2 separate regions of the Homo sapiens genome follow, and region 2 is linked to region 1. The links are chromatin contacts, found by Hi-C or POLR2A ChIA-PET in ENCODE. All regions are on one chromosome and are shown on one strand. The core of a region is the stretch at or near the end of the contact, and the rest is flanking DNA. Distances in the headings are between cores, read along the strand shown.

The links. A loop is a pair of places that touch in the nucleus more often than their neighbours do. ChIA-PET counts read pairs that join two places held with the same protein, here RNA polymerase II (POLR2A). Pooled maps may share reads with other maps.
Region 2: a loop to region 1 is called in a map of gastrocnemius medialis, with 2.1 times the contacts of the local background. The contact joins the promoter of ICA1L here to the enhancer-like site in region 1. A Hi-C loop is called at or near these places in 4 of 168 maps with a recorded cell type or tissue (ascending aorta, gastrocnemius medialis, heart right ventricle and 1 more) and 3 of 50 pooled maps. POLR2A ChIA-PET finds 5 or more read pairs at or near these places in 5 of 52 experiments (A673, MCF 10A, WTC11 and 1 more).

Annotation. Positions count from the first base shown.
Region 1 is chr2:202,805,716-202,812,105 of GRCh38, forward strand. ICA1L (islet cell autoantigen 1 like) reads right to left here. Exons shown (of 13, transcript NM_001288622.3): 9 at 6,031-6,074. Among named protein-coding and RNA genes, the nearest start is that of ICA1L, 63 kb to the right of the region's middle. Within about 2 kb of position 1,861, at least 11 of the 41 ENCODE cell types and tissues checked have a DNase peak (open chromatin) inside an H3K27ac peak, as active enhancers do; they include ascending aorta, gastrocnemius medialis and heart right ventricle, where a contact is called at or near this core.
Region 2 is chr2:202,867,399-202,874,668 of GRCh38, forward strand. ICA1L (islet cell autoantigen 1 like) reads right to left here and starts at 4,368. Exons shown (of 13, transcript NM_001288622.3): 1 at 4,221-4,368. WDR12 (WD repeat domain 12) reads right to left here. Exons shown (of 13, transcript NM_018256.4): 13 at 6,863-7,270. RefSeq lists silencers at 3,911-4,400, 4,441-4,490, 4,551-4,680.

The sequences.
Region 1 (6,390 bases), core at 611-3,110:
ATTGGCAAGATTAATCAAGAAAAAAGGGAGAAGGAACAAATGAATATCTGAAATTTAAAAGGGGAGATAACTACTGACATGGCAAAATTTAAAAGATAAAATAATAGCATGAATAGATGTTGAGACTACGGCAATGTTCGTTATATTTCCTTTGTGACTTAAAAAAAAGTTCTGTATTTGTGGGGTATAGGATCATACGCAAATGTAATTAGTTAACCTTTTGAACACATTTTGAAGCTAGGTTAGGTATACGAGTTCATGATTACAACGGTCTCTTACATTGTTTCTTTTATCCGTATGATCTATTTATGTGTGTACTTGAAAATACCTCGGCCAGGCACTGTGGCTCACGCCTGTAATCCCAGCACTTCGGGAGGCTGAGCCGAAAGCTCCAGCCAGCCAGCCAGCCAAGGAAGTGCTTACATCACCCCTCCTCCAATCCCAGGCAGTGCAGCTTACAGCTCCAGGGGAAACTCCTTTCCGCTTGAGGAGGGGAGAAAGGAGAGTAAAGGGGACTTTGTCTTGCAACTTGGATACCAGCTCAGCCACAGTAGGATAGGGGACAAGGTAGAGTCCCAAGGCCCTCATTCCAAGCCCTAGCTCCCAGATCACATTTTTAGACATACCCAGGGCCAGAAGGGAATGCGCTGCCCTTAAAGGGAAGGACCCAGTCCTGGAAGAATTTATCAAATCCTTCCGAAGGCGGATTGCTTTGAGCCCAGGAGTTTGAGATCAGCCTGGGCAATATGGCGAAACCCAGTCTCCAAAAAAAATACAAAAAATAGCTGGGTGAGGTAGCACACACCTATAGTCCCAGCTACTCGGGAGGCTGAGGTGGGAGGATCACCTGAACCTGGGAAGTCAAGGCTGCAGTGAGCCATGATTGCACCACTGCACTCCGACGTGGCTGACAGGAGTGAGACTCTGTCTCAAAAAAAAAAAAAGAAGAAAAGGTAAAAAAAAGAAAATATTTTTTCTTTTATTTATTGGTCACCTACTATGTGCTATGGAGTTTCTCAATATTACCTCTATCCCTAATGTCCCTGGTAAGATAGGCATAAATAACTCCTATTTCAGATGAGACAACTGAGAGAGCCATAAATGATGTTTTAAAAAGCCAGGATCCAAACTCAGATTTTTCTGTTTTCAAAGCCTGTACTCTTCCTTACCACAGTGGTTCAAATATATGTCGACTGTATATATAACATGTATTTATTTTTTAAAGATAACACAAATTTCAGTATGAGGGAAAACTCAAAACTTAATCATGCAACCCTATAAACTGGACTTTTGCGTTTAAAAGCACCTATCTTTGGGGAGAGGAGGCAGGGCAAGCTGGCTTAATAGAACTCTCCAGCCATCATTTCCCCCCTGTACCCCACAGGAACAACAAATTGAACAATTATCCATACAAGAAAGAACCTTCATAACAACCAAACATCGGGTGAGAGATCACAGTACCTGGTTTTAACTACGTATCACTGAAAGAGGCACTGAAGAAGATAGGAAAGACAGTCTTGAATTGCCAACACCACCATTCCACCATCTCTTGGCAGTGGCCACATGGTGTGGAGAGAGAATCTGTACTTGTGGGAGGGAGAGTGCAGTGATTGTGGGACTTTGCATTAGAACTCAGTGCTGCCTGCCACAGCTGAAAGCAACATGGGGCAGAATTCAGCCAGTACTCACAGAGGGGGCAGTTAGACCAGCCCCAGCCAGAGGGGAACCACCCATCCCACTGGTCAGAATCTGAGTTCCAGCAAGCCCCACCATGGCAAGCTAAAGCACTCTGGGGTTCCAAATAAACTTGAAAGGCAGTCTAGGCCACAAGTACTGCAATTCCTGGGCAAGCCCTGGTGTTGTGCTGGGCTTGGAGCCAGTGGAGTTAGGGTACATGTGACCTAGTGAGATACCAGCCAGCCAGCCAGCCAAGGAAGTGCTTACATCACCCCTCCTCCAATCCCAGGCAGTGCAGCTTACAGCTCCAGGAGAAACTCCTTTCTGCTTGAGGAGAGGAGAAAGGAGAGTAAAGGGGACTTTGTCTTGCAACTTGGATACCAGCTCAGCCACAGTAGGATAGGGGACAAGGTAGAGTCCCAAGGCCCTCATTCCAAGCCCTAGCTCCCAGATCACATTTTTAGACATACCCAGGGCCAGAAGGGAATGCACTGCCCTAAAGGGAAGGACCCAGTCCTGGAAGGATTTATCATCTGATGACTAAGAGACCCTGGGCCCTGAATAAACATCAGCAGCACCCAGGCAGTACTCACCATGGGACTTGGGTAAGACCCAGGGCTGTGCCGGCTTCAGGTGTGACCCAGTGCATTCTAAGCTATGGTGCCCACAGGGAGAGACTTCCTCTGCCTGAGGTAAGGAGAGGAAAGAGTAAAGGAACTTTTTATTGCAGCTTGGGCACCAGCTTGGCCACAGTGGGGTAGAGAACCAAGAAGTCACCTGGGGTAGTCAGTTCTAGCCCTTGGCTTCTGGATGGCATTTCTGGACCTGCCCTGGGCTAAAGGGGAGCCCACTACCTTGAAGGGAGAGTCCTAAAAATGGCAGCATTCACCACAAGCTGACTGAAGAGCCTTTGGGCCTTGGGTGAGTATCAGCGATAGCCAGGCAGTACCTGCTGCAGGGAGAGACTCCTTCCGCATGAGGAAAAAAGAGGGAAGAGTGGGAAGGATTTTGTCTTACAGCTTGGGTGCCAGCTCAGCTGGTGTAGAATCGAGAACCAAGTAGATTCCTAAGGTTCCTGACTCTAGGCCCTGGCTCCCAGATGGCATTCTGGGATCTGCTCTAGGCTGGGGAGTAGCTTGCCACCCTGAAGAGAACGACACAAGCCAGGCTGGATTTGTTTCCTGCTGATGGTAGAGCCCTTGGGCCTTGAGTGAATATTGGCAGTAGCCAGGCAGTGGTAACAGGAGGCCCAGGCTGAGACCCAGTATTTTGCTGGCTTTGGAGAAACTCCATGTGTTTGGGGGGAAGTAAGGGAAAAGAACAAGAGTCTCTGCCTGGGTAATACAGGGAATTCTCCCAGATCTTACCCAAGACCACCACGGCAGTATCTCTACAATTGTGCAAGAGCCACAGCATTACTGGGCTTGGGGTGCCCCTGCCAATGCAGATACAGCTACAATGACCAAAGATTTAGATGACAACAACTCAATGTTCTTTGAATACTTGGAAAACTTTCCCAAGAAGGACAGGTACAAACAAGCCCAGACTACAAAGACTATAATAAATACGTAACTCTTCAATGCCCAGACATTAACAAACATCCACAAGCATCAAGACCATACAGGAAAGCATGACCTCACCAAACAAACTAAATAGTGTACTAGTGACCAATCCTGAAGTGACAGAGATATGTGACCTTTCAGAGAGAGAATTCAAAATAGCTGTTTTGAGGAAGCTCAGCGAAATTCAAGATAACACAGAGAAGGAATTCAGAATCCTATCAGGTAAACTTAACAAAGAGGTTAAAATAACTTTTAAAAATCAAGCAGAAATTCCAGAGTTGAAAAATTCAATTGATATAGTGAAGAACGCATCAGAGTCAACAGGAGTATTGATCAAGCAGAAGAAAGAATCAGTGAGTTTGAAGACCGGTTATCTGAAAATGCAGTCAGAGGAGACAAAAGAAAAGAGAATAGGCCAGGTGCAGTACCCCACGCCTGTAATCCCAGTACTTCGAGAGGCCAAGCGGGTGGATCACCTGAGGTCAGGAGTTCAAGACTAGCCTGGGCAGCATGGAGAAACCCTGTCTCTACTAAAAATACAAAATTAACCTGGCATGGTAGTGCATGCCTGTAATTCCAGTTATTCGGGAGGCTGAGGCAGGGGAGAATCGTTTGAACCTGGGAGGCGGAGGTTGCCATGAGCCGAGATGGTGCCACTGCACTCCAGCCTGGGCAACAAGAGTGAAACTCCATCTCAAAAAAAAAAAAATTAGCTGGGCGTGGTGGCAGACGCCTGAGGCAGGAGAATCATTTGAACCCAGGAGGCAGAGGTTGCAGTGTGCCAAGATTGTGCCATTGCACTCGAGTCTGGGTGACAGATTGAAATTCTGTCTCAAAAAACAAAAACGAAAAAAGAATAAAAAACAATGAAGCATGCCTACAGGATCTAGAAGATAGCCTCAGAAGGGCAAATATAAGAGTTATTGGCTTTAAAGAGGAGGTAGAGAAAGAGATGGGGTAGAAAGTTTATTCAAAGGGGGTAATAACAGAGAATTTCCCAAACCTAGAGAAAGATACCACTATCCAAGTACAGGAAGGTTATAGAATACCAAGCAGATTTAACCCAAAGAAGACTACCTCAAGGCATTTAGTAATCAAACTCCCAAAGGTCAACGATAAAGAAAAGATCCTAAAAGCAGCAAAAGAAAAGAAACAAATCACATACAATGAAGCTCCAAAATGTCTGGCAGTAGACTTTTCAGTGGAAACCTTATAGGCCAGGAGAAAGTGGGATGACATTTAAACTGCTGAAGGAAAAAAACTTTTACCCAAGAATAGTATATCCAGCGAAAATATCCTCCAAAAATTGTTGTGGGAAGTCAGGGACCCCGAACAGAGGGACCGGCTGAAGCCATGGCAGAAGAAGATTTCATGGACATTTATTAGTTCCCCAAATTAATACTTTTATAATTTCTTATGCCTGTCTTTACTGCAGTCTCTGAACATAAATTGTGAAGATTTCATGGACACTTATCACTTCCCCAGTCAATACCCTTGTGATTTCCTATGCCTGTCTATACTTTAATCTCTTAGTCCCGTCATCTTCGTAAACTGAGGAGGATGTATGTCGCCTCAGGACCCTGTGATGATTGCATTAACTGCACAAATTGTAGAGCATGTGTGTTTGAACAATATGAAATCTGGATACCTTGAAAAAAGAACAGGATAACAGCAATGTCCAGGGAACAAGAGAGATAACCTTAAACTCTGACTGCTGGTGAGGCAGGCAGAACAGAGCCATATTTCTCTTCTTTCAAAAGCAAATAGGAGAAATATCGCTGGATTCTTTTTCTCAGCAAGGAACATCCCTGAGAAAGAGAATGTGTCCTTGAGGGTGGCCTCTAAAATGGCTGCTTTGGGGGCAGCTGTCTTTTATGGTCATAGCTGTGGGATGAAATAAGCCCTGGTCTCCTGTAGCGCTCCCAGGCTTATTAGGACGAGGAAATTCCCGCTTAATAAATTTTGGTCAGACCAGTTGTCTGCTCTCAAACCGTGTCTCTGATAAGATGTTATCAATGACAATGCCTGCCCGAAACTTCATTAGCAATTTTAACTTCGCCCCTGTCCTGTGGTCTCACCCTGCCTCCATTTACCTTGTGATATCTTATTACCTTGTGAAGTATGTGATCTCTGTGACCCACACCCTATTTGTACACTCCCTCCCCTTTTGAAAATCACTAATAAAAACTTGCTGGTTTTGCGGCTTGTGGGGCATCACGGAAGCTGCTGACATGTGATGTTTCCCCCAGAAGCCCAGCTTTAAAATTTCTCTCTTTTGTACTCTGTCCCTTTATTTCTCAGACCAGCCGACACTTGGGGAAAATAGAAAAGAACCTACGTGAAATATCGGGGGTGAATTTCGCCTGATAAAAAATGAAGGAGAAACAGACTTGCCCAGACAAAACAAAAGTTGATGGAGGCTGGGCGCGGTGGCTCACACCTGTATTCCCAGCAGTTTGAGAGGCCGAGGTGGGCGGATCGGATCACAAGGTCAGGAGATTGAGACCATCCTGGCTACTACAGTGAAACCCTGTCTCTACTAAAAATACAAAAAAAAATTAGCTGGGCATGGTGGCAGGCACCTGTAGTCCCAGCTACTCAGGAGGCTGAGGCAGGAGAATGGCATGAACCTGGGAGGCAGAGCTTGCAGTGAGCCAAGATCACGCAACTGCACTCCAGCCTGGGGGACAGAGCAAGACTGTCTCAAAAAAAAAAAAAAAAAAAAGGCTGTGATAAACTATTTTGACATTTAAAATGTGACCATTTCAAAGTAATAAATTTACCATCTTACCTTGTTCACTCTCAAAGCTTGCTTCCTCATCAGACAAAACTAGCCTGAAGTAAAAACAAAAAAAAATGTAGATTTTTTGTTATAATACACTTGTGATTCATATTCCCCAAACAGTTTTATATGGTTAAAAAAATTTTCTACTCAGGAAACATAAAATCATTGTCCACTAGATCCCCTAAAATCTATATCTGGTGAATTTCCTACTTCTTTTATAGATCTATACAGACCTTTCACCCCTTATTCCTTCAATAAACATTTACTGAGTATCTACAAAGCACCAGGCATCATGCTCAGTACTCAATCTTCAAGAACCTTCACCATCAAAACCATAGAGTAAGAAGTTTCATTTTCAAGCCTTGA
Region 2 (7,270 bases), core at 3,118-5,617, 64 kb after region 1:
CAGGCTACAAACCTGTACAGCATGTTACTGTACTGAATACTGTAGGCAACTGCAACACAATGATGGTAAGTATTTGTGTATCTAAACATGTCTAACCACTGAAACGGTACAATAAAAATATGCTATTACAATCTTATGTGACTATTATTATATCTGTGGTCCATCATTGACCAAAACACCTTTATGCAGTATATGACTGTATACTAATGGCCATTAAGCACATAAAAATATATTCAACATTATTCATCAGGGAAACAAAAATTAAAACCACAAAGAGATATCAGCACACCCCCATTTGATCTTGCTAACAACCAATCTGTCAATTCAAAGTGCTGGCAACAATGAGGAACAACTGGAACCTTCATACATTGGTCGTGGGAATATAAAATGGGTATAACCACTTCAGAAAAAATTGAGTTTCTTGGAAACGCACACAATCCAGCAATTGTATTCTTATGTATTTACCTAAGATAAATGAAAAATATGCCCAAAGACCTGTAAATGTTCTTGCCAGCTTTATTCAAAATGGCCAAAAATTAGAATATCTATTAACAGGTGAATAAACAAATTATAGTATACTGCGCAATGGAATACCACTCAGCAACAGAAAAACTACAAACCAAGTAATTAATGAGTAAGGGGTGTTTTTATGGGGTGATGAAAAAGTTTTCAAACTAGAGAGAACTGGTGATCTCACAACATTGTGAAAACAATAAATATCACTGAATTGTACACTTCGAAACGGTTGTTTGGGTTTGTTTAGCCAAAGTAAAAAAAGAAAAAAAAAGGCTAATTGTATATTATCTGAATTTCCCCTCAAAAACAAAAAAAAACTTTTGATAAAAGAGCAGGAATGAATTCTCAACCCACAATGATATACCAATACACATCCATGGTAATAGCTTAAATGACAAAGACTGACAACACCAAAATTGGTGAGAATGTGAGTAACTGGAACTCATATATTGCTGATGAAAGCATTAGATAGTATAACCATTTTGGAAAATGATTAGCAGTTTCTCATAAAACTAAACATGCTGCTACTTCATGACCTAGCAATTCCACCGCTAGGTATTTAAAGCTTTATGTGGGCAGAGATTTTCATCTGTTTGTGAGCAAACAGTGCAAGACACACAGTAGATACTCAATAAGTATTTACCAAATGAATGTCTACTTATTTTAGCATTGTAATAAAAAACTAGAAACAATCTAAGTATATTAATAAAAAGCTATACAGATAAAAATGTAGTATATTCATATGACAGAATACTATATAAAACAATTAAGGCCGGGCGCGGTGGCTCACGCCTGTAATCCCAGCAATTTGGGAGGCTGAGGCTGGTGGATCACCTGAGGTCAGGAGTTCGAGACCAGCCTGAACAATATGGTAAAACCCCCATCTCTACTAAAAATAAGAAAATTAGCTGGGCGTGATGGCATGTGCTTGTAGTCCCAGCTACTTGGGAGGCTGAGACAGAAGAATCGCTTGAACCCAGGAGGCAGAGGTTGCAGTGAGCTGAGATCGCGCCACTGCACTCCAGTCTGGGTGACAGAGCAAGACTCTGTCTCAAAACAACAACAACAACAACAACAACAACAAAAAACATTTAAAACAAATACATCAGTGGCTAAAACTATCAATATCAATCCAAATCAATTTTTAAAATAATACTGAGTGAGGCCAGGCGTGGTGGCTCACGCCTGTAATCCCAGTACTTTGGGAGGCTGAGGCGGGCGGATCACGAGGTCAGGAGATCGAGACCATCCTGGCTAACAGGTGAAACCCCGACTCTACTAAAAATACAAAAAATCAGCCAGGCGTGGTGGCGGGCGCCTGTAGTCCCAGCTACTCCGGAGGCTGAGGCAGGAGAATGGCGTGAACCCGGGAGGCGGAGCTTGCAGTGAGCCGAGATCCTGCCACTGCACTCAGCCTGGGCGACAGAGCGAGACTCTGTCTCAAAAAAATAAAATAAGAAATAAAATAAAATAAAATAACACTGAGTGAAAAACACAAGTGCAGGCTATATGCAATATGATGTAACTTATTTAAAATTTAAAAACACATGCAATAATAGACATGTATAAAATATAATTTAAAAAACACAAAACACAGATACCAACTCATGATGTTGAGTACCTGATAACGGATGGGTGGGATGAGACTTCAGCTTTATTGGAAATGTTTTATTTCCTTATCTAAAAAAATACTAGAAAGAAATACAACAAAATGTTAACAGTTGTTAATGTCGGCCTCTGTAAATATAGATATTGTGTTACTTTAGTCTTTTTTTTAATCTCAACTAAATTAAAAAAGGAATTTTAGTCTTTTTTTATCTCAACTAAATTAAAAAAGGAATTTTAAAACCCTAGTGTTACATGCAAGTGAGTCAATAATGGCAAAATAATAATGAGATACATAGAAGGTGACTAAATTTTAATGGTGAATACTGGATCCAAGTACAAGTTTGAAAATTTTGATTTCCGAAAAAAACACAAAACTTAAGTGATGAATGAAAAATAGACAAAATGGAAGAGGGTAATAAGAATATTATTAAATAACAAAATCTACTTCGAACGAGGAAATCTTTCCAGTTACAGATATATTTAAAACTCACATATCCCATCTGTTGTTGTTAAAGAATATAAAAAGAATAAAATTTTAAAGGAAGCGCAGTGAGTACTGAAAAAGCTAAAGTATAAAAGTACAGAAAAAATGTAAATATAGAATCACACAATGAAATCACCAAGTTTGGCAGTATAGTAGAACAAGACAGTATATTATCTATTTTGTATCTAATATTTTGATATCTGGTCCTAGTTCCATAACTGGTATAAACTTTGTTTTATATTTTTATGATATTTATAATAAAAATATGGCATCCTACTTTTTCCACCAGTTCTCATATTTGCAATTTTTCCTCTTTGGACTGGCTGATCTCTGAGCACCCTTCTAACTCTAAAATTAAACTGGTAATTAGAACACTGCCTTCCACATAGCTGTTTCAACGACTAGATAAACAATCATTTTGAACTATTAAATAAAGAGATTTCAAAGAATACTGGGTATGATAGGCACAGATAACAAATACTAAACGATTTAAAATTTTGGTCACATAAAAATACATACATACCATTCGGAGATGTTTACTCGGCCAGTAAATGTATAATTAACTCCTACTAAAGGATGAGGCACCTGTGGCTATTCCATAAATACTGATGTGAAGATGATTAAAGTAATATCGTCTTACAGTACGTCGCCTGAGTCAGAACCAAATAAATCAATACATAAATACTTTTGGGAAAAATCAAAACCATGGAAAAATGTTACCTTCCCAACAATCTATTTTACAGAGACCCATAGTTTATAACAGCTTTTATGCTGTGTGCATCAAGATCATCTATTACACGAAAAATGATTCCACCCCCTCTACTGGCAACGCCCCAGCATCGCGGGTGAGCTGCCAGGATGGACTCCCCGCTTTCCCCTCTCCGTCTTCCTTAGAGCATCAGGTATCTGACCACTGACATCACCTGGGCACCTGACCAGCTGACGCGCGTTTCCAGGAGCCATATCTGTGCCGTGGGGTCGGGTTGCCGGCCTAAGGAGCAGGATCTGTGCGCGGAGCCCCTCGCGGGCCCGTGCATTCTGCAGTTCAGCTCAAACTGCACATTTACTATGTTTTGTTTTTATCCATCGGTTGCCAATTAGTTTCTAAGGAAGACATTCCCATTACAAAATAATAGCGAAATAAAAATAAGCACCACGTTAAAAAGAGGTCAGCAGGGAAGCACCTGAAGGCTGTTCGGGTGATCCGCCGCCGCCTCTATTAGGAGCGACCTCCACCGCCGAGGGAAATCACCCAAACGAGCCCCAGGCTGCCGCGCTCCTTCACTACAGCGAGCGTGGCCGGGAGGCGCCCTTCCGCCGCAGGGGACCCAGCCACGCCAGAAACCGCTCCTTGCGGGTTTTGCCTGGGGGGAGGCCGGAAGAACCCCGAGCAGGGCCTCGCCTGGAAGAAGGCCGCAGGCAGCGGCCGGGGTCCCCCAGAGAACCGAGGAGGCCAGCAAGGCCCCGAGAAGCCGCGCGCGCGCGCGTGTGGCCGGAGCCTCCCGCCGCGCCCCCGCCTCCCGGCGTCGCCATGGGAACCCGGGATTTGGTCTCCGGGCCTGACCGCCGCCTGAGGGGGAATAGGGGCGGACAGGAGGCAGCAGAAGCTTACCGGCGCCGCTCTTCCGCCTCCTCGGGTCGCGTTCGGCCGTACGGTGATCCGTCCCGGCACCCGTTCCGGCCACCGCCCGCGAGCCCCGCGCCGACTCCCGGCCCTCCGGCAGCCAGTGCCCCTCCGCACCAGTGCGTGGAGGTGTCAGGCTCCCGCTGCGGGAGGCGGGAGATTTAAACCGCGCGACCTGGCGTCCGCGTTCGCCCCCCTCGGGCGCCGGCCTGACCCCGCCACCGGCCCGACTCGGGATCGGAGCATCTCTCGGTCTGCTCTTGAATGAACTCGGGGACCCTCTCTATTCCTCCTTTCCCGATTTCCTCTTTACTTAATAAAGTGAAATGACAAACACCAAACCGGTCAGAACATTACGAGGAGCTGAGTGTGAGCTCTCTGAGGCGTGGGGAAGTGGAAGGCATTGGCCCGGGGCCCTCCCGGCTCCCTCCGAGCACCCCCACCCCCGGACCTGCCGGGCCTTCTGGGGCGGCCCCTTAGCACCAGTGCTCCTTAGGCGGAAAGCGTTCGCCCGCTGTATTTAACTCCCGTGTTAAAGGTTTAAAGAGGTCTAAGTTAACAACCGTTCATAACCAATCTCAAATGCACATATCCATATCCATAATGTTTATGATGAATCTTCAAGAGTAAAAGGTAAAACCGGATCCTGAAAGTCTCAGGAAAAAAACAAAAAGGAAGGCAAAACTATTTACTACTAGTAGGAGATAATTTAATAAATTCAAACTTCATTCTTTTTAAAGGTGACTCCAAAACTTAAAAGAACTTTCCTAAAACAGCAGAATACGAATTATTAATTACAACTGCGACACATAGGCTAGCAAAGAATTAAAAGGTTAACACTCGAGGTGATAATTAAAATCTGTATGATGACAAAGATGGGGTGAGTCTAGAATTTATTTTATTTTATTTTATTTGAGACGGAGTCTCGCTCTGTCGCCCAGGCCGGAGTACAGTGGCGCGATCTCGGCTCACTGCAAGCTCCGCCTCCCGGGTTCACGCCATTCTCCTGCCTCAGCCTCCCGAATAGCTGGGACTACAGGCGCCTGCCACCACGCCTGGCTAAGTTTTTTGTATTTTTAGTAGAGTCGGGGTTTCACCGTGTTAGCCAGGATGGTCTCGATCTCCTGACCTCGTGATCCGCCCGCCTCGGCCTCCCAAAGTGCTGAGATTACAGGCATGAGCCACCGCGCCCGGCCGAGGTTCTGGAATATTAACAGTACAAAATACTCACCTTAACCTGGAAATTATACTTTTAGAATAGGAAAAGTGGCAAGCTACAGAGGGTTAATTTGGACTGAAAACATTAAATGTCTTTAGACTTTTACCCTGAGATATTTGGATTTCAAGGAATAGGCAAATACCTGAGATTATGTGCAAAATTTTGTTTGTTTTTTTGAGGAGTCTACAGCTTTCCTCAGAAGGGTAAAAATTAGCGTTTGGCAAACATGAGTGATTGACCTATTTCCTTGGGATGGCTTTCCTGAATCTTACCAAATGAGGCATTTCTCCTAAGGGGCATACTGCTCTCTGGCTGTAACGATCTACCTGCCTGTCTTCCCCATTAGGTGCCGAGCTGCTTCAAAGCTGCTCCTCCCTTACGCATTTCTGCAGCCTTAGCACCTAGCACAGTGCCTAATACAAACTAGGTCCTGAATGAATGTTGAATCCATCAATGAACGAAATGAAACAAAGATAGCTAATTCACAACTGAAGGATACATTATAAAATATCTGAAAAGAACAGATTATCTTTCTCACCAAGGAATAAATAAAGTGGCAAGCGAAATGACTTTCAAATGTTACTATGCCCCATAGTAAAGTTCTTGGGGTATTTTAGAAAATGTTTGTTCCAACAAGATGAAGTTTTAAGTCAAGAGAACAGTAAACTAATATCTTCTTCAGCTCAATCTGAGGCCGACTAAAGTCCTCCAAGGAACACACCTGGAAGTCAGAATAATGGCTACCGGCCGGGCCTGTTGCTTTTATTCACTTAACTGGGTAAAATTACAGAAAGATACACAGTATCTCCAAGCCATTAATGAAGTGTAGTATTTACACTTCATATAATCACTTTTTCTTCACAAGTCGCTAAGGAAACACGGTGGCACAGTGTAGGAATAGTATCAGAAAATAATGTAGAGCTAGCTGCTGATGCTTCTCCTGGACAGGAGTCAAGTCTCTCATATTTCATAAATGCCTGTGGAATGAATTCTTTCTTTAGCTGTTGGATACAATGTTTAAATGGCTTGCACTAGGAAGAGCGTGGTAGTTCAAGCCTATAATCCCAGCACTTTGGGAGACTGAGGCAAGCGGAGCACTTGTGGTCAGGAGTTTGAGAACAGCCTGGCCAACATGGTGAAACCCTGTTTCTACTAAAAATTCAAAAATTAGCCCCATGTGGTGGCGTGCACCTGTAATCCCAGCTACTTGGGAGGCTGAGGCACGACAATCACTTGAACCCAGGAGGCAGAAGTTGCAAGCCGGGATTGTGCCACTAAACTCCAGCCTGGGCGACAGAGCAAGACTCTACTTGCACTAGTCTCTTAACAAAAGGAGGCAGCTCAGTCATTACATTTTAGTGTTGCATAAAACCTCTTTAGAAAGTGAAATAATTTAACACCTTTAAAGTACTTTTAAATTTCATTTAGAAGTACATTTACTGAACTGTTATTTAACTTTCTATCCTTTCTATCAACATATAATACACTTATACTAAGGGGAAAAAAGGGGTTTTCCTCCATTGTATAGACTTTTACAAGCTAACTAGACAAGAACATTAGATGACTTGGAATGTAGGGCTCCACAAATGGGATCCAAACCTAGAGTCTTAGTTTCTTTAAAGACTAATGGTCTTCACTTTTGTTTTTGTGCAAACCTCTGGTTAATCTCCCAAATAAAACCTCAGTTGATATTAGAAAACACTAAAAATTATTCTACTGTTTTGTACTGTTTTACTAAGGATTAGAGGTCTATTGAATCTGACATCACACAAAAAGCTCTATTTCTTCAAGGCATTCCAGTTTCTTTGTAATCTGTTGG